Linked DNA regions of Homo sapiens: region 2 is linked to region 1. A link is a loop called in an ENCODE intact Hi-C map of the cell type or tissue named here. Cell type or tissue: mammary epithelial cell. All regions are shown on one strand. Links, peaks and the distances in the headings refer to the core of each region. The heading gives the core; the rest is flanking DNA. Region 1 has its middle 34 kb from the start of MAP7D1. Region 2 holds the start of COL8A2 (collagen type VIII alpha 2 chain).

Region 1 (14,909 bases), core at 8,007-10,506:
TTAGCTATATACAGAGTGTCCACACAAAGGTTCTCTAAGGCCCCACCAGATTAGCTATATACAGAGTGTCGATTGGTGCATTCACAAACCCTGAGCTAGACACAGGGTGCTGATTGGTGTATTTACAATCCCTGAGCTAGACATAAAGGTTCTCCACGTCCCCACCAGGCTCAGGAGCCCAGCTGGCTTCACCCAGGAATCCCGCGCCAGGGCTGCAGGTGGAGCTGCCTGCCAGTCCCACACCATGCCTGAGCCTCCCACCCCCTCTGTGGGCTCCTGTGTGGCCCGAGCCTCCCTGATGAGTGCCACCCCCTGTTCCATGGTGCCCAGTTCCATCGACCACCCAAGGGCTGAGGAGTGCGGGCGCACGGTCTTGGCCAGCCCAGAAAGGGGCTCCCACAGTGCAGCCGTGGGCTGAAGGGCTCCTCAAGTGCTGCCAAAGTGGGAGCCCAGGCAGAGGAGGCGCCGAGAGTGAGCGAGGGCTGTGAGGACTGCCAGCACGCTGTCACCTCTCACTAACACTTTGGGAGGCTGAGGCGTGAGGATCACTTGAGCCCAGGAATTCGAGACAAGCCAGGGTAACATGGTGAAACACCATCTGTACAAAAAATACAAAAATTAGCCAGGCATGGTGGTGCATGCCTGTAGTCCCAGCTACTTGGGAGGCTGAGGCAGGAGGATCACTTGAGCCTGAGAGGTTGAGGCTAACGTGAGCTGTGATCACACCACTGTACTCCAGCATGGGCGACAGAGTGCGACCCCATCTCCAGAAAAAAAAAAAAAAGGACTATCAAGAGAATGAAAAGACAGCCGGGCACGGTGGCTCACGCCTGTAATCCCAGCACTTTGGGAGGCCAAGGCGGGTGGATCACGAGGTCAGGAGATCGAGACCATCCTGGCTAACATGGTGAAACTCTGTCTCTACTAAAAATACAAAAAATTAGCCAGGTGAGGTGGCAGGTGCCTGTAGTCCCAGCTGCTTGGGAGGCTGAGGCTGGAGAATGGCATGAACCTGAGAGGCGGAGCCTGCAGTGAGCTGCGATCGTGCCACTGCACTCCAGCCTGGGCGACAGAGCAAGACTGTCTCAAAAAAAAAAAAAAAAAAAAAAAAGAGTGAAAAGACAACACACAGTGTAGGAGAAAATATTTGTAAATCATATCTGATAAGCAATTAATATCCACACTATATGAAGAACTCCTGAAACTCAACAACACAAAAACAACCCAATTAAAAAACAGGCAAATGACAATTTAAATAGGCATTTCTCCAAAAAAGATACACAAATAGCCCATAAACACAGGAAAAGATGCTCAGTATCACTAATCGTTAGAGAAATGCAAATCACAGGCTGGGGGTGGTAGCTCATGCCTGTAATCCCAGCACTTTGGGAGGCCACGGCAGGCAGATCACAAGGTCAGGAGCTTGAGACCAGCCTGGCCAACATAGTGAAACCCTGTCTCTATTAAAAATACAAAAAAAATTAGCCGGGCATGGTGGCAAGCACCTGTAATCCCAGCTACTCGGGAGGCTGAGGCAGGAGAATTGCTTGAACCCGGGAGGCGGAGGTTGCAGTGAGCCGAGACCGTGCTACTGCCCTCTAGTATGGGCGACAGTGCGAGACTCTACCTGAAAAAAAAAAAAAAGAGAAATGCAAATCACGGCCACTATGAGAAACCACTTCATACCCATTAGGATGGTTATCATCATCCCAAGGAAACAAAAACCAGTGTTTTTGAGGATGTGAGGAAACTGGAATCTTTGTGCATTGCTGGTGGGAATGTGAAATGATACAGCCATTATGGAAAACAGTATGGCAATTTCTCAAAAAATTGAAAATAGAATTACCATATGATCTAGTAATTTCATTTCTGGATGGATGCCCAAAAGAATTAAAAATAGGGACTTGGACAGATATTTGCACACGCATGTTCACTGCAGCATTATTCACAGTAGCCCAAAGGTGGAAACAACCCAAGTCCCCACAGACAGAAGAATGGAAAACACGATGTGATATATACGTACAATGGAATGTTATTCAAACTTAAAAAGGAATGAAATTCTGACACATGCTACAACACCGGTAAACCTTGAGGACATTATGCTGAGTGAAATAAGCCAGTCACAAAAAGACAAATATTGTATGATTCCACTTACATGAGTTACCAAATTAGTAGTCAAAGTCATAGAGACAGGATGCTGAGGCGGGTGGATCACTTGAGGTCAGGAGTTCTAGACCAGCCTGGCCAACATGGTGAAATCCTGTCTCTACTAAAACTACAAAAATTAGCCGGGTGTGGCGGCAGGCACCTGTAGTCCCAGCTATTCAGGAGGCTGAGGCAGGAGAATCGCTTGAACTCGAGAGGCGGAGGTTGCAGTGAGCTGAGATCGCACCACTGCACTCCAGCATGGGCGACAGAGCGAGACTCCATCTAAAAAAAATAAATAAATAAAAATAAAAAAGTGAAAAAATGAAAAGGATAACTTTAACTTTTTTTTTTTCAAGACGGAGTTTTGCTCGTCACCCAGGCTGGAGTGCAGTGGCGCAATCTTGGCTCACTGCAACCTCTGCCTCCCGGGTTCAAGTGATTCTCCTACTTAGTCCTCCCGAGTAGCTGGGATTACAGGCGTCTTCCACCACGCCCAGCTCATTAACTTTAACTTTTAAATATATTATTTAAATTTGGTAAAACACTTCATGTTTGAATTAAAATTTGCTCTTTCTTTTTTTTTTTTTTTTTTGAGACTGAGTTTTACTCTTGTTGCCCAGGCTGGGGTGCAGTGGCGCGATCTTGGCTCACTGCAACCTCCACCTCCCAGGTTCAAGCAATTCTCCTGCCTCAGCCTCCCGAGTAGCTGGGATTATAGGCATGTGCCACCACACCTGGCTAATTTTTTGTATTTTAGTAGAGACAGGGTTTCACCATGTTGACCAGGCTGGTCTCAAACTCCTGACCTCAGGTAATCCACCTGCCTCGGCCTTCCAAAGTGATGGGATTACTAAAATTTGCTCTTAGCAAACAAAAATATTACACTTTTCAGTTCTCACTGTTTTCAATTTTAAACACAAACTTTTGGTCATCATTGAGTTTTTTTGTTTTGTTTTGTTTTTATCTTTTTTTTTCTAGGCTGGAGTGCAGTGGCAGGATCTTGGGTCACTGCAACCTCCGCCTCCCGGATTCAAGTGATTATCCTGCCTCAGCCTCCCGAGTAGCTGGGATTACAGATGTGCGACACCACGACACCATACCTGGCTAATTTATGTATTTTTAATGGAGACAGGGTTTCACCATCTTGGCCAGGCTGGTCATAAACTCCTGACCTCAAGCAATCTGCCTGCCTCGGCCTCCCAAAGTGCTGGGATTACAGGCATGAGCGACTGCGCCTGGCCCATCATTGAGTTTTAATAATACTTGTAAGTTTTAAATTAGCACAAGACCCAGGTATGGTGGCTCACCCCTGTAATCCTAGCATTTTCAGAGGCCGAAGCAGGAGGATCGCTTGAGCCCAGGAGTTCAGACCAGCTTGGGTAACATAGTGAGACCCTGTCTTTACAAAAAATTTAAAAATTAGCCAAGTGTGGTGGCACGTGCCTATAGTCCTAGCTACCTGAGAGGCTGAGGTGGGAGGATCGCTTGAGCCTGAGAGGTTGAGGCTGCAGTGAACTATGATCACACCACTGCGCTCCAGACTAGGTGACAGAGTGAGCCTCTGTCTCGAAAAACAAACAAATAAATAAATAAATTAGCACAAGTGGTCACATAGAATTGAAGTAACTTAAGTTTTGTTTCTTTACCTTTAAAATCACTGTGTCATCATTGCTTATTCTGCAATAACTGCTTAATCTCAGGAATATGTTGCATCATGGAGTTGGAGACCCCAACAGAGCTCAAAGCCAGCTTGAATGATTCCAAACTATGAAAAAATTACTTTCAAAATGAATATGTGTAGCTGAGTCTGTGTGTGTCAAGAGGCCAGTTATACAAGTGGGATTTCTCCCAACTGACTTTGGCACACATGTTTATTAAAAGCTAAATACGGGCTGGGCGCAGTGGCTAATACGTGTAATCCCAGCACTTTGGGAGGCCAAGGTGGGTGGGTCGCCTGAGGTCAGGAGTTCGAGACCAGCCTGACTAACACAGTGAAACCCCATCTCTACTAAAAATACAAAAAATTAGCTGGGCATGGTGGCATGCGCCTATAGTCCCAGCTATTCGGGAGGCTGAGGCAGGAGAATCGCTTAAACCCAGGAGGCGGAGGTTGCAGCGAGTGGAGATAGCACCACTACACTCCAGCCTGGGAGACAGAGCGAGACTCTATCTCAGAAAAAAAAAAAAAAAAAAAAAAAGCTAAATACAATTGGCCCTGTGTATTGTGTATTCGGGAGCTTTGCATCGGTGGATGCCACCAACTGTGGATAAAAAATATTTGGGGCCAGCCGGGCGCGGTGGCTCAAGCCTGTAATCCCAGCACTTTGGGAGGCCGAGGCGGGCGGATCATGGGGTCAGGAGATCAAGACCATCCTGGCTAACACGGTGAAACCCCATCTCTACTAAAAATATAAAAAATTAGCCGGGCGTGGTGGCGGGCGCCTATAGTCCCAGCTACTTGGGAGGCTGAGGCAGGAGAATGGCTTGAACCCGGGAGGAAGAGCTTGCAGTGAGCCGAGATTGTGCCACTGCACTCCATCCTGGGCGACAGAGCGAGACTCCGTCTCAGCAAACAAACAAACCAACAAACAAAAACATATTTAGGGCCAGGCATGGTGGCTCATGCCTGTAATCCCAGCCAAGGGATTTAATTGGGAGGCCGAGGTGGGTGGATCCTGAGGTAAGGAGTTCAAGACCAGCCTGGCCAAGATGGCGAAACCCCATCTCTACTAAAAATACAAAAATTAGCCGGGCATGGTGGCAGGCACCTGTAATCACAGCTACTCGGGAGGCTGAGGCACAGAATCGCTTGAAGCTGGGAGGTGGAGGTTGCAGTGAGCCTAGATCGTGCCACTGCACTCCAGCCTGGGTGACACAGCAAGACTCTATCTCAAAATAAATAAATAAACAAATAAATAAACAAATAAATTAGCCAGGCTAATGGTGACATGTGTCCATAGTCCCAGCTACTCCAGAGGCTGAGTCAGAAGAATTGCTTGAACCAGGAGGCGGAGGTTGCACTGAGCCGAGATAGTGCCACTGCACTCCAGACTGGGCAACAGAGGGAGACTCCTCCTCCTTTTTTTTTTTGAGACGGAGTCTCACTCTGTCGCCAGGCTGGAGTGCAGTGGCACTATCTCGGCTCACTGCAACCTGTGCCTCCCGGGTTCAAGCAATTCTCTTGCCTCAGCCTCCCGAGTAGCTGGGATTACAGGTGCGTGCCACCACGGCCAGCTAATTTTTTGTATTTTTAGTAGAGACAGAGTTTCACCATGTTGGCCAGGGTGGACTCCTCAAAAAAAAAAAAAAATTGGGGAGGGCTGGGTGTGATGGCTAACACCTGTAATCCCAGCACTTTGGGAGGCCACGGCAGGCAGATCACTTGAGGTCAAGAGTTCAAGAACAGCCTGGCCAACATGGTGAAACCCCATCTCCACTAAAAATACAAAAATTAGCCGGGCATGGTGGCACACACCAGTAGTCCCAGCTACTCAGGAGGCTGGGGCAGGAGAAACACTTGAATCCTGGAGACAGAGGTTGCAGTGAGCCGAGATCATGCCACTGCACTCCAGTCTGGGCAACAGAGTGAGGCTCCACCTCAAAAAAAAAAATGGGGGAAAAAAACTGAATAAAATATAACGATACAACAATTAAAATAATACAAATTTTAAAAATAATACACTATTTACATGGCATTTACATTGTATTAGGTATTATAAGTAATCTAGAGATTACAAAGTATACAGGAGGATATACATAGATTATATGCAAATATGAAGCAATTCTTTTTTTTTTTTTTTTTTTTTTGAGACAGAGTCTCACTCTGTCACCCAGGCCGAAGAGCAGTGGTGCGATCTCGGCTCACTGAAATCTCCACCTCCCAGATTCAAGAGATTCTCCTGCCTTAGCCTCCTGCATAGCTGGGATTACAGGCGCACGCCACCACGCCCAGCTAATTTTTGTATTTTTAGTAGAGACGGGGTTTCACCATGCTGGTCAGGCTGGTCTCGAACTCCTGACCTCAGGTGATCCACCCGCCTCGGCCTCCCAAAGTGCTGGGATTACAGGCGTGAGCCACCGCACCTGGCATATTAATAAATTTTCTATCAGAGACTTGAGCATCCAAGGATTTTGATATCCCTAGGGTCCTGGGACCAATCCCCTGAGAATACAGTGGGACAACAGTAATAAATCTGTGCTAATTTTTTTTTTTTTTGAGACAGAGTCTCGCTGTATGCCCCAGGCTGGAGTTCAGTGGCGCTATCTCAGCTCACTGCAACCTCTGCCTCCCAGGTCCAATAGATTCTCCTGCCTCAGCCTCCCAAGTAGCTGGGATTACAGGCCTGCACCACCATGCCTGGCTAACTTTTTGTTTTTTTAGTAGAGACAGGGTTTGGCCATGTTGGCCAGGCTGGTCTTGAACTCCTGGCCTCCAGAAATCAGCCTGCCTGGGCCTCCCAAAGTGCTGGGATTACAGGCGTCAGCCACTGCGCCTGGCCAATCTGTGCTAATTTGAAGCTTACATATATAGTATTAAAGCTCAGCTGTTTCCGGGTGCGGTGGTTCATGCCAGTAATCCCAGCATTTTGGGAGGTTGAGGTGGGCAGATCACCTGAGGTCAGGAGTTCGAGCCAGCCTGACCAACATGGCAAAACCCCGTCTCTACTAAAAATACAAAAATTAGCCAGGTATGATGGTGGGCACCTATAATCCTAACTATTCGGGAGACTGAGGTAGGAGAATCACTTGAACCAGGGAGGCGGAGGTTGCAGTGAGCTGAGATCACGCCATTGCACTCCAGCCTGGGCGACATCGTGAAAGTCCGTCTCAAAAAAAAAAAAAGCTAGGCTGGGTGCAGTGTCTCACGCTTGTAATCCTAGCACTTTGGGAGGCCAAGGTAGGCAGATCACTTGAGTCCAGGAGTTCGAGACCAGCCTGGGCAACAGGGTGAAACCCCATCTCTACAAAAATATACAAATATTAGCCGGGCATGGTGGCATATGCCTGTAGGCCCAGCTACTTCGGGGGCTGAGATGGCAGATCATTTGAGCCTGGGAAGTTCAGGCTGCAGTGACCCATGATTGTGCCACTGCACACCGAGCCTGGGCAACAGAGCGAGACATTGTCTCAAAAAAACAAAACAAAAAACCAAACAATTCAGCAATAAATAGAGCCACTATTTAGAACTCAGACGGTGAAATATTTTTTTCAAGAAGTATTTTTTTAACATTGTTTAGAATGTCAATGCAAGGTAATAATAAAAAGCAAACTGACTTTTAGTCATTTTTATCTTGGTTCTTAAATTCTCTACACATGATGCACTTTTATTTCACACATCTGGGGCAGACCCTGCCCATCATCCTACCCTTGGTAGGCCACCGCAAGCCATACTGGAATCCAATTCGACCTGGCAACTGTGGACCAGAGGGGAGTGACAGGGGCTGCCCCTTGGGAGTCGTTCAAGTTTTTAACCCTTAATTCAGAGGATATTCTCAGGTATTACCTCCTACAGGAGGCCTCCCTTTGACAGTCTCTCCCTGCTTGAACCCAGGTCAAATATTTTTCCTTGTCAGGTATGGTGGTATACACTTGAAGTCCCAGCTACTAGGAAGGCTGAGGCAGGTGGGTCCCTTGAGCCCAGGAGTTTGAGTCTAGCCTGGGCAACTTAATAAGACCCTCATCTCTAAAGATTTTTTTAAAAAATTATCCTTTATATTCCCAAAGCACTGTGTGCTTAATTATGTCACTGACCTCGCACTGTATTCTATTTTTTTTTTTTTTTGAGACAGAGTTTCGCTCTTGTTGCCCAGGCTGGAGTGCAACGGCGTGATCTCAGCTCACCGCAACCTCCGCCTCCCAGGATCAAGCAATTCTCCTGCCTCAGCCTCCCAAATAGCTGGGATTACAGGCATGCACCACCACACCCGGCTAATTTTTTTGTATTTTTAGTAGAGATGGGGTTTCTCCATGTTGAGGCTAGTCTCAAACTCCTGACCTCAGGTGATCCACCCACCTTGGCCTCCCAAAGTGCTGGGATTACAGGCGTGAGCCACCGCGCTGGCTTTGTATTCTATTTTTATGTATTCTTCCACTTCTAGGCTGAATGCACTGAAGGCAAAGACCATGTCCTTACCAGCCAAGGGCGGTGGCTCACACCTGTAATCCTAGCACTTTGGGAGGCGGAGGCAGGAGGATCATTTAAGGCCAGGATTTCAAGACCAACGTGGACAAAAAACGAGATCTGTTTCCACAAAAAATTTAAAAATTAGCCAGGCATGGTGGTGTGCACCTGTGGTCCCAGCTACTTAGGAAGCTGAGGTGGGAGAACCACTCAAGCCCGAGGGGTCCAGGCTGCAATGAGCCATGATCACGCCATTGCACTCCATGCCCTGTTGGTCAATTAGAGCTCAATGTTCTGGCCACATTGGGACATGTCTAATACGGCTGTCCCAAAGTGGAGTGGTTTGGGGAAGGGACTGGCAGTACACAGGAGGTGATGTTGAGCTACCTCAGGATATCATGGCCCCTCATGGTGGGAAGGGGACCTTGCAACTAAGACTCTTATTCTGTGTGTTTGTTCAAGGAATACCTTACCCATATCACTAGCCCTAATTTGCAGATGAGGAAATTGAAGCTCACAGAGGTCAGGAGGGTTGCCTAGTTATAGAGTGAGTCACTGGCCAAGTCTAGAGTAGAGCACACATCTCCTGCAGCCAGGACATCAGCCATAGGCCTGTGGTCTGGTCCATGGTGGACCTGGCAGTTCCAACCTCAACTGCCTTGCCAATGTGCTCATGTAACCACCAGGTGGAGCGAGATCGCCATTCATTGGGAAGCAGGGCACAGGCTTCGGGTTGGACTGAATGTTCCTTTGAGAGGGCCCACGGGCACACACAGTGGAGCTGGGGAGTCCTGTTAAAGAAAGATTGTGTGTGTGTTGAGGGGCGGGGGTGTTGTAACAGAGCTGGAGTTCAGGAGCGTTGGCGACTGGGATGAAGAGGGGAGGAGGGAAGGGCATTTTGCTGCCTTCCTCTGGCCCTGCCTAGTCTGGCCCTACTGGGGAAAGGGCAGAGATGGGGAAAGGGAGGGATCTCCAGAGGGGATGGCTTCTGCCTCCACCTCCGCTCTCTTCAGGCTCAGTCAGGGCCTGGAACAGACCGGACATTCCTCAATCTCCAGCTGGAAACCAGGAAATCAGACCTGGAGGCTACCTCCCTGCAGCCTGGGCCAGTTCTTCCAAAGCCCTCACTGCCCCCTAGGGCCCTGCTGTCTCAGAGGAGCCACACTCCAGGCTCCTAAAGGCTGAGTCTCTCCTAGAACTTCTGTGTTCTTCCCTCCTTCCCTCCTGGCTCCTCTTTCCTGAGCTGTGGGATCAGACCCTTCCTGTGAGCACCACATTTGCATAAGAAATTGCTGTCCTGGCTCACACCTGTAATCCCAACACTTTGGGAGGCTGAGGCAGGAGGATCACTTGAGTCCAGGAGTTCAAGACCAGTGTGAGTAATATAGCGAGACCCTGTCTCTACAGGAAAAAATTAAAAATAATTAACCAGGCATGGTGGTGTGTGCCTGTATTCCCAGCTACTCAGGAGGCTGAGACAGGAGGATCCCTTGAGCCCAGAAGGTTGAGGCTGCAGTGAGCCATGATGGTGCCACTGCACTCCAACTTGGGTGACAGAGTGAGACCCTGTCTCAAAGAGAAAAAAAAAAGAAGAGGCCTGGTGCGGTGGCTCATGCCTGTAATTAATCCTAGCACTTTGGGAGGCTGAGGCGGGAGGATTACTTGAGGCCAGGAGTTCAAGACCAGTCTGGGCAAGATGGCGAAACCCTGTCTCTACCAAAAATACAAAAATTAGCCAGGCATCGTGGCATGTGCCTGTAGTCCCAGCTACTTGGGAGGCTGGGGTGGGGGGATGGTTTGAGCCGGGGAGATGGTGGTTGCAGTAAGCCAAGATCTCATCACTGCACTCCAGCCTGGGAAACAGAGCAAGACTCCATCCTCCCCACCCCCCAAAAAAAGAAGAAAGAAAAAAAAAAGGAAATCGCTATCCACAGAGTGCCAAGTCAAGTCAAACTCATGGCCTGTCCCCATCTCTCACCAGGATTGGTGCTCCTGTCTGGACTTCTCACTACCACTCTTCCCCTTTCCTCAGTCCCTTCTCCAGGTGGTAGTCCTGATCATCTTTTCTCAAATTGTTAATCTGACTATGTTGCCCATCTGCTGAAACCTTTCAGGCACTTTCCCAGCACTCTTGTAATAAACTCTTACTTAGCATGGCGCATGGGTCCTTCGTGGTCTGGTCCTTCCCACCTCTCTGACACCATGCTCCCTCTCAATCTCTAGGTTCCGGCTACACTGCCCATGCTCATCATGGGGACTTCACGTGTGCTGTTTCCTCTGCCTGGAATCTCACACCTCTTTAAAAAAATTTTTTTTGAGACAGAGTCTCGCTCTGTCACGCAGGCTGGAGTGCAATGGCATGATCTTGGCTCACTGCAACCTCTGCTTTCGGGTTCCAGTGATTTTCATGCTTCAGCCTCCCGAGTAGCTGGGATTACAGATGTGAGCCACCACACCCAGCTAATTTTTGTATTGTTAGTAGAGACGGGTTTTTCTTTTTTCTTTTTTTTTTTTTTTTGAGACGGAGTCTCATTCTGTCACCCAGGCTGGAGTGCAATGGCGTGATCTCGGCTCACTGCAAGCTCCGCATCCCAGGTTCACGCCATTCTCCTGCCTCAGCCTCCCGAGTAGCTGGGACTACAGGTGCCCGCTACCACGCCCGGCTAATTTTTTTGTATTTTTAGTAGAGACAGGGTTTCACCGTGTTAGCCAGGATGGTCTCAATCTCCTGATCTCGTGATCCGCCCGCCTGGGCCTCCCAAAGTGCTGGGATTAGAGGCATGAGCCACCGCGCCCAGCCTAATTTTGTATTTTTAGTAGAGACGGGGTTTCACTGTGTTAGCTAGGGTGGTCTCGATCTCCTGACCTCGTGTTCTGCCTGCCTCGGCCTCCCAAAGTGCTGGGATTACAGGCTTGAGCCACTGTGTCCAGCTTATTCACTGTCTTTTAAAATTTTAGTTTGGTTTGGGTTTTTTTGTTGTTTGAGACAGGGTCTCACTCTGTTGCCCAGGCTGGAGTGCAGTGGCACAATCACGGCTCACTGCAGCCTCAACCTCCTGGGCTCAAGTAATCCTCCCACTCAGCCTCTTGAGTATGTGGGACTACAGGTGTGCACCACCACATCTGACTATTTTTTTGGTATTTTTTATAGAGACAGGGTTTCGCCATGTTGCTCAGGCTGGTCTCAGGCTCCTGGACTCAAGAGATCCCTGCTCTTCGGCCTCCCAAAGTGCCGGGATTGTAGGAGTGAGCCACTGTTTGTCATAATTGTAATTGTAATTGTACATTTGTTTGTAATATTATTTAATTAATTACTAATAAAGTTCCATGAGGTAAGAACCATGTCAATTTTTGCTCATCTAAAAATCTCCAGCACCTCTGAGCCTGGTACATAATAGATGCTCAATAGATATTTGTTGTTTGTTGTTTTTGTTTTTTGTTTTTTGTTTTTTTTGAGACAAGGTCTCACTCGGTCACCCAGGAAGGAGTGCAGTGGCGTGATCTCAGCTCACTGCAACCTCAGCCTCCTGGGCTCAAGCGATCCTCCCATCTCAGCCTCCCGAGTAGCAGGGACTACAGGCATGCACCACCACACTGGACCAATTTTTGCATATATGTATACATATATATATATGTATATTCTTTTTTGAGACAGAGTCTCGGTCTGTTGCCCAGGCTGGAGTGCAGTGGCATGGTCTCGGCTCACTGCACTCCACCTCCGGGTTCACACCATTCTCTTTCCTCAGCCTCCGGAGTAACTGGGACTACAGGCACCCACCACCACACCCGGCTAATTTTTGTATTTTTAGTAGAGACGGGGTTTCACCGTGTTAGCCAGGATGGTCTCGATCTCCTGACCTTGTGATCCACCCACCTCGGCCTCCCAGCGTGCTGGGATTACAGGCGTGAGCCACCGTGCCCGGCTTATTATTTATTTATTTTTTTTTGAGAGGGAGCCTTGCTCTGTCTCCCAGGCTGGACTGCAGTGGCACAATCTCGGCTCACTGCAAGCTCCGCCTCCCGGGTTCATGCCATTCTCCTGCCTCAGCCTCCCAAGTACCTGGCACTACAGGCGCCCGCCACCACGCCTGGCTAATTTTTTGTATTTTTAGTAGAGACGGGGTTTCACCATGTTACCCAGGATGGTCTCTATCTCCTGACTTCGTGATCTGCCCACCTCGGCCTCCCAAAGTGCTGGGATTACAGGCGTGAGCCACCATGCCCAGCCCTGCATGTATATATTTTTTATTGAGGCAGGCTTCCACCTGGTTGCCCAGGCTGGTCTCAAACTCCTGAGCTCAGGCAGTCCACTCATCTCAGCCTCCCAAAGTGCTAGAATTACAGGTGTGAGCTACTGTGACCAGCAAGATGCTCAATACATGTTCTTTGAATGAATAAGTACATTTATGTTACACACTCCTCTCCATCTCTATCTCCCGAGCATGAGCCTCTATCATCTCTTATCTGCACCTCAGCAATCACTTCTTGGTTTGTCTTCCAGTTTATAATCAAGTTTCTGTCGATCAGTTTTCCACCAAAAAGCCAGAGTGGTCTAATAAAATAGCCTATTTGGCAGGCGCGGTGGCTCACGCCTGTAATCCCAGCACTTTGGGAGACCAAGGCAGGTGGATCCCCTGAGGTCAGGAGTTTGAGACCAGCCTGACCAATATGGTGAAACCCCATCTCTACTAAAAATACAAAAATTAGGCCAGGCACAGTGGCTTACGCCTGTAATCCCAGCACTTTTGGAGGCCGAGGCGGGCGGATCACGAGGTCAGGAGATCGAGACCATCCTATCCCGGCTAATACGGTGAAACCCTGTCTCTACTAAAAATACAAAAAAATTAGCCAGTCATGGTGGCTGGCGCCTGTAGTCCCAGCTACTTGGGAGGCTGAGGCAGGAGAATGCCGTGAACCCGAGAGGTGGAGCTTGCAGTGAGCCGAGATCGCGCCACTGCACTCCAGCCTGGGTGACAGAGCGAGACTCCATCTCAAAAAAAAAAAAAAAAAAAAAAAAAATACAAAAATTAGCCGGAGGTGGTGGTGTGTGACTGTAAGTCCCAGCTACTCGGGAGGCTGAGGCAGGAGAATTGCTGGAACCCCGGAGGCAGAGGTTATAGTGAGCAGAGATCACATCACTGCACTCCAGCCTGGGCCACAGAGCAAAACTCCGTCTCAAAAAACCAAAACAAAACAAAACAAAAAACTGCCTATCTGATCATGCCACCCTTCCACCCCCTGTTGAATAGCCTTCAGTGGCTTCCCATGGCCCTTGGAATAAAATCCAAGCTCTTGACCACAGCCTTACAAGGCCTTGCATGGTCTAGCTCACCTCATGCCAAGCTCCACCTCCTCAACTGACATTTCTTAATTCAACAAATATTGAGTGCCTGTTCCACCAGGCTCTGGGGTGAGCAAAAACAGACTCCTTCAGCTCTGCTTAGTCCTCTAGATACTTGAACATACCTCCTTCCCATCCACAGCCTGTGCATGTGGTTTCCCTTGTTCTGGAATCCAGTCCTTTCCCTCTCCTTCTTTCTCTACCTTCCTGACTTTGCCCAGTCAACACCTACTCACCCATCAGATCTGATTACACACCATTCATTCAGGGATATCTTATCCGACCTGAAGCTAGTTTAGGTCCCCCTGTATACGCTCTTAACTGCTCCCTATGTTTGACTTCACAGCACTCACCACATTTTCTTTTTTAACATTTGTTCCTGTGGTGATATGGTGATTTGGTTTATACCCATCTTCCTTGCCAGGAAGCGCCAGGAGCTTCTACGTCTGGTTTTTGCTTACCATCGTTTCCCTCCGGTGCTCAGCTGGTGCTCCACAGGCAATTTACTGATTGACTAAATGAATGAGTAAACAATTCCCCCATAAGAGTATTCAGAGTTCTGCCCTTCAGGGAAATGTTGGCACCTCTGCCTCACTGTACATAGGAGCTGGTGGGTGATGGCTGAGGAGGGGAGGCCGGGAGGGGCATACATATAGGAGCTCTCACCAAGCAGAGAGCTGAATGAGTGTGCTAGTCCCTTCCTGCCCCTTACTGTCCCTAGAGCGCTGTGACTTAGCCCTGCCCACCTCTCCAACCCCATCTAGCACCTCTCCCCTTTGATGCTCCAGCAAGAGGAGCTCCTGCTCCTTTGTCCCTGGAATTCCCAGCCTCCTGCATACTGACCCCTCCATCTGCAACTTGCCTCCTCCTTCCTTTCACAAGGCTGGCTCCTCCCTATCCTTCTTCAGGTCCAGTTTAAATGCTGCTTTTTTTTTTTTTTTTTTTGAGATGGAGTCTCGCACTGTTACCTGGGCTGGAGTGCAGTAACAAGATCTCGGCTCACTGCAACCTCCGCCTCCCAGGTTCAAGCGATTCTCCTGCCTCAGCCTATCGAGTAGCTGGGACTACAAGCGCGCACCACCACACCCGGCTAATTTTTTGTATTTTTAGTAGAGATGAGGTTTCACCATGTTGGCCAGGTTGGTCTTGAACTCTTGACCTCGTGATCCGCCTGCTTCAGCCTCCCAAAGTGCTGGGATTACAGGCATGAGCCAGCATGCCCGGCCTAAATGCTGCTGCTTTTTTTTTTTTTTTTTGAGACAGAGTCTCCCTCTGTCACCCAGGCTGGAGTGCAGTGGC
Region 2 (12,535 bases), core at 1-2,500, 53 kb after region 1:
TTGTTGGGGTGCTATTTGTTGAGTGCTTACCACTTGAAAGACACTACTGAACACTTTGCATGCATTGGCCAGCTCACAAGAATTCCATTTTTAGAGTGGAGGCCATAAGTTGCCCAGGTCATATGGTGAGTAAGTGGAAAAGTTAGGGTTCAAAGCTGGGCCAAAGGGCAAAACCCATGCTCTTAATGAAGATTCTTTTACTGCCTGGTTAACACTATGGGGGAAAAAGGGAACAGGCCACAGCTCCCTCTCCCAGGCTTAGAGAGCTTGGGATAGATCTTAAAAGGAGGAAGCAGAGATTGTGTCAGGCTGTATTTGGTAGCACTGCTTGGGGATAGCCTAAGGCCCTGAGGTCTAGACACTCAGGTTGTTGGAGGGAAATGGGGTCCCAGGCCTTCCCTAAAGTATGTGTGCAGGCCTGAGATGGGGGGAGCCAGTTTTAGATGCATTGTGCTTGAGATGTGTTTTGGTTGTGCAAGGGTAGGACCAGGGTTTTGAGACACCACTGAGAAGGGCAGTTTGCAAGGACTTACCGGCTCTAGCTGGATTAGGCCACCAAAGAGGGATGGTCAGTTTCGTGTCCCCAAATATAGGAACATCCTCTGAGCCTCTTTATGTCCCCCTCCATATTATAATTTGGGGTCCCAGGGCAGTGATTCAATTTTGGTTAACTGTGTCCTTAGCACTTAGTGTGGGTCTCAGTCCAGTCACACCAGAGTCTGAATGAATGAATAAGGGAATGAATGTTGGGGCCCAGATGTGGAAAGCTTTATGTAGTGTCTGAACCCTGCCAAAAAAAGCTACACCGCCCTTTCCCTTCTCCAGGGGGACCCTCGGCCCTTCCTCTCCTCCGGGTACCACAGCCTACTTTTGAGCAGCGGTTTGTATGTCGTGACGTTTTGGATATTTCCTTTCCCAATGTTAAACTTGGGCAACATTACAGGATTAGGGAACTGTGGAAACAAAGCTCCCTTAGTGACTTTTCCCAGTTACAGCCCCACGATTGGGGCTGAGGGAAAGAAAGAGCTGGGGACTGCAGAAGTATTTGGAACATGCAATCCCCAGGAAACTAACTTCCTGGTCCCCACCCATGTCATTGATTGGTTGTAGATTACACATTCCTCTCTTACTATGACTGTGAGGCTGAGACAGCCCCCTAAGCTAGGCCATTCCCTCCCAACAAGATGGGGCAGGTGAGCCTGGCTATATGGGAGAGGCTGACTAACAAGAATTTTTGGGTAGTCTGACTCATGGCAGAGTTCTGGAGATGGAGGGTTGATGCTGGTGGCCTTTGGGCCTGGGGCTGGCTGGGTGGAGCTCTAAGGAAAGGTCTCGGTCTTCAGCCTTTGGCCACCAGGGGTCTCCAAATCACCACTGTACTGTCCCAGAGAGTGACCACCGGACCCCTGGTTTTCAGAATTTGCTAGAAGATGCACCTGATGGAGCAAATCTTAGAGGCTGACCGGAGGCTGAGAGTGCTCCCCCTCCTCCAGCCACCCCTACAGGACCTGAAAGCAAAGCTTACATATAGCTGCCAGGCTAAGCGCCTGCCTGCTGGAGCCAGAACATTAGAAGAGAGCGTTGGCCAAGGATGTCTGGCCGCATACATACTTCAAACTCCCATGCTGGCCTCCTGAGTTGTGTACAAGCTACCTCTGAGCCCTCCCCTAATCAACCCCCCTTACTTCCTGAGTGGAGGCCAGAGCACCAGCCCCATTCCCCTGATGTAACACTGTCCCTTTCTGCCCCAGACCTCCAACACCAGTGAAATTTCCATATTCAGGTTTCACCTTCTCCTAGGGGGTTGGCCTCCCCTACATTTGTACTGGGCATCCAAGGCCAAGAAGCGGGTGGCAACAGAAGCCTCAGGAGCAGAAATTGCATTCAGTAAAATTAAAATAGTCTCCTAACAAGTAGTTCATTGTGGCTAGTAGGTGGTGGGGGTGCAGGAAAAATGCCCTCCCAGAGCTTAAGTGCTACCATGTGCTGTGTTTTGGAAGCCAAAGGGCCGGTGGGAGGGTAGGAGAGAGGAGGGGAGGCTGGTGGCAGGCAAGGAGCTGCTGTTACTGATCCCCAGCCTTTGATGTAGGGCCAGGCCTGACCCCAGGACAGCCGCCGGCCACTGCCAGGGGAGCGGTGGGACTCACTGCATTCCTGGGGGCAATTTACACTCTGGCAGGGGGAGAGAGGAAAATTTCTACTGTGGGAAGGGGGAGTGGGGGGAGGGAGGCCGCTGCAGCAGAGGTTGGGGGAGAGGGTGTTGTAAAGAACAATGGAGGTAGCCAGGACACAGAGTAGCACTCTCCTGCTTTGCCCTGGCTCCCTCACCCACCTTGGGTCCAGGCCTCCTCCAGGAAGCCATCTCTGATGGAACCCAGAGCTGGTGAGGAGCTCACATGGGCTGGCTCAGGTACAGCCCAGGGGATGCAGAGAAGCAGTTGCTCTTTCCTCTTGGCTCTGGGAGCCTGGACTGTCAACCATGAGGGCATCTATGACTGAGCTAGGCTAGAGGAGGGGTGGGAGGGTGGTGCGCATGGGCAGGAGGACATTTGCCAGTGAATGTGGATGAATGTTAGTCATAGCAATAGCTAATCTTTATTGCAGAGTGGCCATGTGCCAGCGCTAGTCATGTGATATGCCAGTACTTCACATGTATTTCTCATTTAGCCTTCACCACAGCCCTACTACTATCTGCAGATGAGGAGACTAAGGAGCACAGCTAGTAACACCGTGGATTCAGCACTTGAACCCAGATAGTCAGGACTTGAACACAAAGCTCTTATCCAGTACATTACACATTATGTATGTATGTTTTTGTGTTTCAGTGTCTGCCTGTTTCCTGATGTTCCTTAGGGACTGTGTCTGTGTGTGAATTCTTTTTTTTTTTTTTTTTTTGAGACAGAGTCTCGCTCTGTCACCCATGCTGCTGAAGTGCTGTGGTGCCGCAATCTCGGCTCACTGCAACCTCCGCCTCCCAGGTTCAAGCGATTCTCCTGCCTCAGCTTCCTAAGTAGGTGGAACTACAGGCGTATGCCACCACGCCAAGCTAATTTTTGTGTTTTGTTTTGTTTTTTGAGATGGAGTCTTGCTCTGTTGCCCAGGCTGGAGTGCAGTGGCACGATCTCGGCTCACTGCACACTCCGCCTCCCGGGTTCAAGCGATTCTTCTGTGTCAGCCTCCTGAGTAGTTGGGACTACAGGCATGCATCACCATGCCTGGCTAATTTTTGTATTTTTAGTAGAGATGGGGGTTTCACCATATTGGCCAGGCCAGGCCAGGTCTCGAACTTCTGAACTCATGATCTGTTTGCCTAAGCCTCCCAAAGTGCTGGGATTACAGGCATGAGCCACTGTGCCCCGCCTCAATTTTTGTATTTTTTTTAGTAGAGATGGGGTTTCACCATGTTGACCAGGCTGGTCTTGAACTCCTGACCTCAAGTGATCCACCCGCCTTGGCCTCCCAAAGTGCTGGGATTACAGGCATGAGCCACCGCGCCCAGCCAAATTATTTATTTATTTATTTATTTTTGAGATGGAGTCCTGCTCTGTTACCCACGCTGGAATGCAGTGGCGTGATCTCAGCTCATTGCAACCTCTGCCTTCCAGATTCAAGCAATTCTTTGCCTCAGCACCCCCAAGTAGCTGTACAGGTGCCTGCCACCATGCCCGGCTAATTTTTGTATTTTTAGTAGAGATGGGGTTTCACCATCTTGGCCAGGCTGGTCTTGAACTCCTGACCTCGTGATCCACCCTCCTCGGCTTCCCAAAGTGCTGGGATTACAGGCATGAGCCACTGCACCTGGCCTGAATTCTTTCATTTAACAAAAATGTAGCTCTGTGTTAGGGGCCGGGGACGTGGAGCTGACCTAGACTTCAGCCCTACCTGCTGGGAGCTTCTGCCCATGGGGAAGCAGCTGAATGCAATGTGGGGTCGGGGGGAGAGATTGAAAATGAGGAAATAGGACAAGTCCTGGCTCTTCTAGTTATTAGCTATGTGACACTGGACAAATGATTTGACCTTTGAGCCTCAGTTTTTTTCATCTGGAAAATGGGAATCATAATGCCTCCCTTGCTGGCTGTTTTAAGGATGAAACAAGATAATATATATAAATTTCATGGCATATGATGAGTATTCCCTAACTGGCAGTTATGATTAGCTTGATTGTTATTGGGGAACATCTTGCAAAACCACTGCATGGATGGATAGATGAATGTCTGAATGTGTAAGGAGGGTAAGTTTATGAAATCAGGGCATGTCTATGTTGTTCCTCACTGTAGCCCCAAGCATCTGGCACAGCTTGTCAGCACAAAGTAGGTGCTCAATAAATGTTTATTGGCTGGGTGCAGTGGCTCACGCCTGGAATCCCAGCACTTTGGGAGGGCAAGGCGGGTGGATCACCTGAGGTCAGGGGTTTGAGACCAACCTGCCCAACATGGCAAAACCCTGTCTCTATTAAAAATACAAAAATTTGCTGGGCGTGGTGGCACACACCTGTATTCCCAGCTACTCAGGAGGCTGAGGCAGAAGAATCGCTTGAACCCGGGAGGCAGAGGTTGCAGTGAGCTGAGATCACGCCATTGCACTCCGGCCTGGGTGACAAGAGTGAAACTTCATCTCAAAAATAAATAAATAAATAAATAAATGTTTTTAATTTTTATTTTATTATTTTTTTAGAGACAGGGTCTCGCTCTGTTGCCCAGCCTGGAGGGCAGTGGTGTGATCCCAGCCCACTGCAGCCTCAACCCTCCGGGCTCAAGTGGTCCTCCTGCCCCATAGCTGGGACTAATTTTTTGTAGAGACAGAGTCTCACTTTGTTGCCCAGGCTGGTCTCAAACTCCTGGACTGAAGTGATCCTTCTACCTTCCCTTCCCAAAGTGCTGGGATTACAGATGTGAGCCACTGAACCCAGCCTTGACTGGGTATTGACTGTGAGTACAGGGTGGGGAGAACTCACAGAGAGAGAGGTGTGAGTGCAGGGGAACCCTCCAACAGGATATACTTTATGGGGCTCAGTGCAAAATGAACATGGAGCCCTTAGTTCAGAAATTATTATGAATTCCAAGACAACCCAGGGGAGTGTTAAGTCAGGCCCTCGGGAGTGGGGAGACTTGTGTGACTCCTATGAAGCCAACCCTGACCTCCGATTGCCTGTGGAGCCTCACTGCCCCCCGGCCTCCCCCAGCCAAGTTGTTAGGGAGAGAGAGTATAAGGCCTGGGGCTCCCTGGGCTGTCTAAGGGAAGGCGAAGAGGGGAAGGATGGCCTAGTGTGGGCAGGCCTGGAGAAAGCTGAGGGAAGGACCCAAAGACCAGCAGACCTCTTCCCAGGAAGCCCCCCAGAGCCAGGCCCATGTCTGAGAGCAGCCCTCTGTCTTCTGTCCCCCCACACCAACCAGGCTGCTGGGTGGTCTAGACACATGTGGTCACATTTAGATGTTGATTGAAGCAAAATTATTATAAGATTAGAATATTTAAGGTAACTTTAATTTCCACTGCATTGCTGGGATTTTTGAGGATGAGGCCAAGAGATCCCCTGGGGTGGAGGTAGGGAGAATGGTGGGGGATGCAGGAGGGGTCTCCATCACCCCTGCCTGAGAGGAGAGGCTGCTGGCAACTCAAAAGAAGGAGGGAGAGCTAGACAGAGGGGAAGACTTCCCAGGAATCTTAGAAGCAGGAGTTCAGCCCTCCAGCAGATGTGGGGAGTGAAGGGCCGGCCTTGGTGGAACAGGAATTCACCAGCACCACACCTCCTCCCCAGACTATCTGAACATCCTGGACCACACATCTGTGCACATATCCCTCCCTTCAGGTTGCCAGACAGACAGAAAGGGGGGCCAAAGGAGGGTCCCATCCAGGACCTCCCAGGCTCCAACCTGGGGTGGTTGGGACCCAGAGGGTTTCTTATTGGCAGATCAGTAGAAATTTAGAAGGAATAGGAAAATAAGGTAATAGTAATAAGGATTACTAACATTATTATTATTATTTTTGGAGACGAAGTCTCGCTCTGTCACCCAGGCTGGAGTGCAGTGGCACTAACTCAGGTCACTGCAACCTCCGCCTCCCAGGTTCAAGCGATTTTCCTGCCTCAGCCTCCCAAGTAGCTGGGATTACAGGCACCCACAACCACGCGCAGCTAATTTCTGTATTTTTAGTAGAGACGGGGTTTTACCATGTTGGCCAGGCTGATCTCAAACTCCTTACCTTAAGCGATCTACCCACCTTAGCCTCCCAAAGTGCTGGGATTACAGGTGTGAGCCACTGCACCTGGCCAGATTACTAACATTATTATTTACATTATTATTATAACATTACATTATTAACATTATTATTATAACATTATTACTAACATTATTATTATCATTATTAGAGACAAGGTCTCACTTTATTACCCTGTCTGGAGTTCAGTGACATGATCATAGGTCACTGTAGCCTCGAACTCCTGGGCTCAAGCAATCCTCCCACCTCAGCCTCCTAAGTAGCTGGGATTCCAGGAGTGTGCCACCACATCCAGCTTATTTATTTATTTATTTATTTGAGACAGAGTTTCGCTCTTGTTGCCCATGCTGGAGTGCAATGGTGCGATCTCGGCTCACCGCAACCTCCGCCTCCCAGGTTCAAGTGATTCTCCTGCCTCAGCCTCCCGAGTAGCTGGGATTACAGGCATGTACCACCACGCCCAGCTAATTTTGTATTTTAGTAGAGATGGAGTTTTTCCATGTTGGTCAGGCTGGTCTCGAACTCCTGACCTCGTGATCCGCCCGCCTTGGCCTCCCAAAGTGCTGGGATTACAGGCTTGAGCCACCGTACCCGGCCTCATTATCTCTTCTTCTTTGTCTTTTTTTTTTTTTTTTTTTAGATGGAGTCTTGCTCTGTCGCCAGGCTGGAGTGCAGTGGCACGATCTCGGCTCACTGCAGCCTCTGCCTCCCAGGTTCAAGCAATTCTCCTGCCTCAGCCTCCCGAGTAGCTGGGACTACAGGCACATGCCACCACACCCGGCTAATTTTTGTATTTTTAGTAGAGACGGGGTTTCACCATATCGGCCAGGATGGTCTTGATCTCTTGACCTTGTGATCTGCCTGCCTCGGCCTCCCAAAGTGCTATGATTACAGGCGGAGCTCAATATCTCTTCTAAGAGAGCTGACAGCACAATAGGAAAATGGAAGAGGGTGAGCCAGCTTGCCTGGAGCCACATCCCAGCTCTCACTTCCCAGCTGTGTGGCCATGAGTGAGCGAGTGATTTAAGCCCTCTGTGCCTCAGTTTTCCCATCTACAAAGTGGGGACAATAAGGAGACCAACCTCAAAGAGCTGTTATAAGGATTAAATGAGTTAATCCACATAAAGTGCTCAGAATAGTGCCTGGCATGAGGCAAGAGCCCTGTGAGTGTTTCCTGTTCATCATTAGGGGCTGTTATCCACCTTTCATAAAGGAGGAATTTGAGGTTTTAGAGAAATGAGGTCACTTGCCCACAGCTACAGAGAGGCAGCACTGGGATCCAAACCAGGTCTGCTGGACTCCTCAGCCCACTGTCTGAACCACTAGGCTGGTGCCAGAGATGACTCTGCCAGGGGCCGGGCTAGAAAGTTACATGTTGCGTCTGGTTCAGTTTAACTACCCACCCCATTTGATACCCCTGCCCAGGCCTAGAACGGTCCTTGAAGCCTCACTGGCCAGCTTCTGATTGTCGTGGCTGAGGGAACTAAATCCCAGAGAGGGGCAGCAACTTGCCCAAGGCCACACAGCAGATGATCATAGGCAGAGCTGACCCATTGATATCCAGACACCACCAGAGACAGGCCAAGGTGGAAGCCCCTGGCAGGGGCGGGTAAGGAGTCTGGCTGGGAGTTTGGCCTTGTCAAGAGATAAGGCTTGGTGTGAGAGTCCACGACCTCTGCGCAAATAGCTGGTGGATAAGGAGACAGCGGCCACAAGATCATGGCACAGCTGTCAGCCTCTACTGGGGGATGGGGAGCTGAGGCCCCCTTGGGGTTGGGGAGGCGCCTGATGGCCAATGAACACCAGGGCCACAGGATCTGGCCACGGGACAGGGCCCAGACTTGGCGTCCAGGGCTGGTTGAAAGGAGAAGGAGCTGCAGCCCTCCCTCCCTGCAAAGCACTGGGCAGGGGCAGGTGGGGCAGGGGTTGGGGGGAAAGGGAGGGGATTGGGGACAGGTGTGTACCTCATAGAATCAGGCCTGAGGGCCCCAGGAAAAGTGTAAGGAGTGAGTCAGGAGACCCAGGGGTGGGATCTGAGTGGGGGACCAGCTGAATTTGTGTCTGAATGTGGGTGTGAAGCCCATGGGAGTCCCTTTCCCACAAAGCATGCCCCTCCCTTGCCCGTTTGTGTCACCAGGCCCCACTTCATGCAGCGCTCCCTCCCTTCTCTCTAAACAGCTCACACTCAGAGTGAAGTGCTCTGCATGGATTGACTGTCATCCTCACAACATGCCTATGAGAGCTTCCCAGATGGAGAAACTGAGGCACCAGAGGTTAAGTGTTTGCCCAATGGCATGTGGCTGGTAGGTGGTGGCACTTGGATTTGAACCCAGGCAGTCTAACTCCAGGGTCTTTGCTGTCAACCTTTAGTCCCTGCTGCCTAGCTCCCACCCCCTCCCAGCCCGTCCCCATGCACACTCAGCCCCCATCAGATCCCCATGCAGGGTCTGGTTTCCACACCAGCTTCAGGGTCAGAACTCTGCAATCTCCCCTCAGTCGGTGTCCTCCTAGGCACCCTGCCAGCCAGGCCCCCTCCCTTCTCTGGGCAGTGCCCCAGCCTGGCTCCCCTGTAGTTCAGGCCAGGAGGCCAGACCCAAAGACCCCTGGCAATTGCCCCCAATTCTGACGGGTGGGATGGAGTGGGCCAGGCTCTGACGGTAGGTGAGGGTGAGAGGCCCCGTTGTGGAGTGGCGGGGCTGGTGTGTACCTTGGCAGGGGGACAGAAAAGTGGGAGGCCCTCAGAGGGCAGGCAGCAGAAGGGGGAAGGTTGAGGGGGGTGGGCCCTGACCCGAGACAGCCTGGGGCCCTCCCTGCTCCTTTCCTGGACCTGGTGAGGGCTCTGCTCTTTCCCACTGAAAATACACACACACACAGCCACACTCACCCCCACACACAGCCACCCACACCCCCCCACAGACACACAAACACACACACACACTCCCACCCACACTCACACAGCCACACACACCCACACCCACAAACACAGAGCCACACACACACTCCCATCCCCACACACAGCCACACACACACCCATACCCACAAACACACAGCGGCACCCACACACCCACACACACAGACACCCATACCCCCAAACACAGCCCCCCACACACACTCCCACTCACACCCCCCCACACAGCCACACACACAAAGCTACAATACACCCACACAGCCACACACACCCACACAAAGCCACATAGCCACATCCACACACCCAAATGCAGCCACACCCCCCACACCCCCCCACGCACATACCTCCCCACACGCACACAAATACACACCCCCACCCCTCCACACACCTACACACATGCTGACCCCCCACCCATGCGCGCACACACACACTTGCACACCCAAGCACACATACCTCCACATATGCCCACACCCACCTACACGCATGCACACACACACCCAGGCACGCACACACACACACATGCACACACACACACACACACCCACCTACACGTACACACACAGGCACGCGCACACACACATGCACGCACACACACGCCCACACCCACCTACATGCACACACAGACACCCACACTCACCTACATGCACACACGCACACAGACACACACACACACACACCCCAAAATCCTTTCCTGACCTCATCTCCCCTTCCCTCTGCACTTGCTGCCTCCTCCTTTCTCCCCTGCTGCCTGGCTACTGCCCCTACCCCCACCCCAACCTCCAACCCTTAATTGCTGTCCCTAAGAATGTCCTTCTGTGACAGCCCATCCCGTGGGCCTCCCTGGCCTTCTAGAAGCACTCTGCCTTTGCCTTCTGGGACACTGCTCTCCCGGTCCCTGCCATCTTCTCAGTCTCCTTTGCCGACCCCTCTCCCTGGGCAGCCCCGTGAATGCTGATGAGTGTCCTGCCCGCGCCCTGCCCGCCTCCCTGGGCCCGCTCCTTATTCTATGGCATCAGTCGCCATCTGCAAACCGTGGATTCCTCCTCGCTATCCCAGAACTCTCACCTCCCTTCCGGATCCATGGAAGTCCCACAGGCTCATCCAATTCATTACATCCGTCCTCCTTCTTCTCCTAGACCCTGCCGCCCCCAGGCCTAGCCCAAAGCCTGCGCACTGTCCTTGACACTGCTTCTTCCTAGGCCCCTCGCCCAAACTCTGCCTAGTTCGCCTCCTCACTCCCCTCACACTGGGCCCTCCCTTTCCTTCCCCCTCACTGTGCACCTCATGGGACCATGCCAGGGTATTCCCGCAGCCTCCTCGGTGGCCTGCCTCTATCTTCCTCCACACAGCTTCGGGAGGCTCTTTCCAAAGCACACATCTGACCACGTGACTGCCCTGCTCCAGAGCCTTCCGTGACTCCCCATTTCCGAGGGACGAGGTCTGGCCTGCTCCCGCCTGCCTCTGTGACCCCGGCTCAATGCCCTAAAGCCTGAATGTGCGGGTCACGACTGGCCCCTGTGAGTCCTCCGGGCTCAGCCTACCGAGGTCACGTCTGCAGGCAGCCTTCTGGGGACTCCTCACTGGGGGCCACCAGCCCGAGCTGCCCCTTCCCTGCAGGACCACGCCTGGCCGTCCTTCTCAGCAGCCGCGTCCGTCCCCACAGGCAGGTGGCCCCTCGAGGGCAGGGGCTGCGCGGACTCCCCGGCGGCCGAGCCGCGGGTCAGGTGGACGGGGAGGGATGGGGGCGGGCCGCCCGGGAGCGCGTGTGTGGAGGGGGCTCGGCGTGGGTGTCGGGGAGGGAGGCAGCCGTCCGAGTCCGCGCTGGGCGCGCTGGGCCGGGCGGGGCGCGGGCCTTGGCCGTGGCTGTGGAAAGAGGAGGGCGGAGGCCCCGCCCCGACGCGCCCCTCCTGCCGCCCGCCCACTCCGGCAGCCGCGAGGGGCGGCCGGCAGAGCGACGCGGAACCCCGCCGGCGCGGACCCCGGACCCCAACGCCGCCCGCCCAGCCGCGGACGCCCCTGCCCGGAGCCCTCGCCGCCCGGGCCGCCCTCGAGGGCCGGGAGCGGCGCCCGGCGGCCGCGCCCGCAGGTAAAGGCCAGGAGGCGGGCACCGGGGCTCGGGCTGGGGGGCTCCGAGGGCAAGACCTGGGCTGGGCTTCCCCCAACACCATGCGGGATAGCAGGGCCGGCGCCTCGGACTCCGGGGTGGGGACGCGGTGGGGGACTCGGGCCAGGGGGTCGCCTTAGAATGGGGGAGCCCATCCCGTTCCCTGTGCCCCGTTCCCTCCCCGGCAGGATCCCAGTAAAGCCCCCTCCTCCCTTCCTCTCCCAGAAGCGAGGGCTCCAGCATAAGACAGTGCCGGGTGCAACCCCCGACGATGTGGCTCTGGGCGCGTCACCACCTCCCGATCTCCCGTCCCACCTGTAAAGTGGGGATAAAAAAGCCGCCTTCACAGGGTAGTGGAGGAGAGAGGAGGGAGTGAGGGGCCTTAGCATCCCCCCGCTCTCACTCCTGCCCCCATCTCTCTGCCATTGCTGATTTGCTGGAGACCTTCCAGTTATAAGGTTTTTCTGCCTTAGCCCCCAGGTTCCTCCTATTCTAGGTGCCCTGTCAGTCCCCTCGCCCCAAACTGAAGACAAGTTCCCAGGAATGTTCCTGTCAGGGGCTCAGCATCCCCCCAGCTCCAGACTGAGACTTGCAGGGGGTGAGGGGCCGCTGCCTGGCCAAGAGGGACTGGGGTCCCAGGGCCCCAGAACAACCTCCCAGTGTCTCTGCCCTGGGTCTGGAGCCACCCTAGCCCCGGAAATCCTCCAGGTAGAGAAATGCTATTCAGCCAGAGGGCCCAGGAACGCTATTGCCACGGGGAAAACTTTGCTGGTTGTATGTGTGCACGCACGTGTGTGTGCCTGTGTGAGACCATGCTGGGTTCCTGACACAGACGTGCGGCTGACCTCCTTAGGGGTGCCGGAGCAACCAGAAATCATCCCTCCTGTCTGCTATCAGTACCTCTTGCTCAGGCTGGCAGCAGGGGCTCATCCACTCCTCTTAGCAGAGTCCCCTTGGCAAGGACAGCCTCCCAGCAGCTGTACTGGGCATTTGAAAAATCTGGGGGCCGTGGAGCTGGATGGCTGGAGGGTCAGGCAGCCTGGGGTTCCTCTCTGGGGACTGAGCTAAGATCGACTGATCCTTACTGCCCCAAGCAGAGGGGGCCGCAGGGCAGGAGTTGGTGATCTCTGGAGAGACACCATGGTTGGTGGTCTCCATCAGGGCACAGGTGCTGTCACTGGCTTCCCAGTGGACTGGTGAACACCTACAAACCCTTGGACACACAATGACCCTAGATGATAATGAGGAGAAACCACAGACATGCTCACCCAGCCACACACAGCCTTGCACCCTTCTGAGAGCCATGCACA

The links. Hi-C counts contacts between places; a loop is a spot of excess contacts. Peaks named below come from ENCODE experiments on the same cell type or tissue, not always from the same donor. Only the 100,000 strongest peaks of a DNase experiment are listed, where the experiment ranks them.
Region 2: it touches region 1 in a loop (4-fold over the local background); 54 of 110 quality-filtered maps call a loop at or near these places.

Annotation. Positions count from the first base shown.
Region 1 is chr1:36,182,389-36,197,297 of GRCh38, reverse strand. It overlaps the pseudogene RN7SL131P. Among named protein-coding and RNA genes, the nearest start is that of MAP7D1, 34 kb to the right of the region's middle. RefSeq lists an enhancer at 8,743-9,441. In mammary epithelial cell, for the core only: a CTCF peak has its summit at 8,951 (motif pointing right); a DNase peak (open chromatin) is centred at 8,997; H3K27ac peaks cover 842 bases.
Region 2 is chr1:36,123,729-36,136,263 of GRCh38, reverse strand. It overlaps COL8A2 (collagen type VIII alpha 2 chain), which reads left to right and starts at 11,042. Exons shown (of 4, transcript NM_005202.4): 1 at 11,042-11,207. In mammary epithelial cell, for the core only: a CTCF peak has its summit at 1,367 (motif pointing right); a DNase peak (open chromatin) is centred at 1,203; H3K27ac peaks cover 1,770 bases.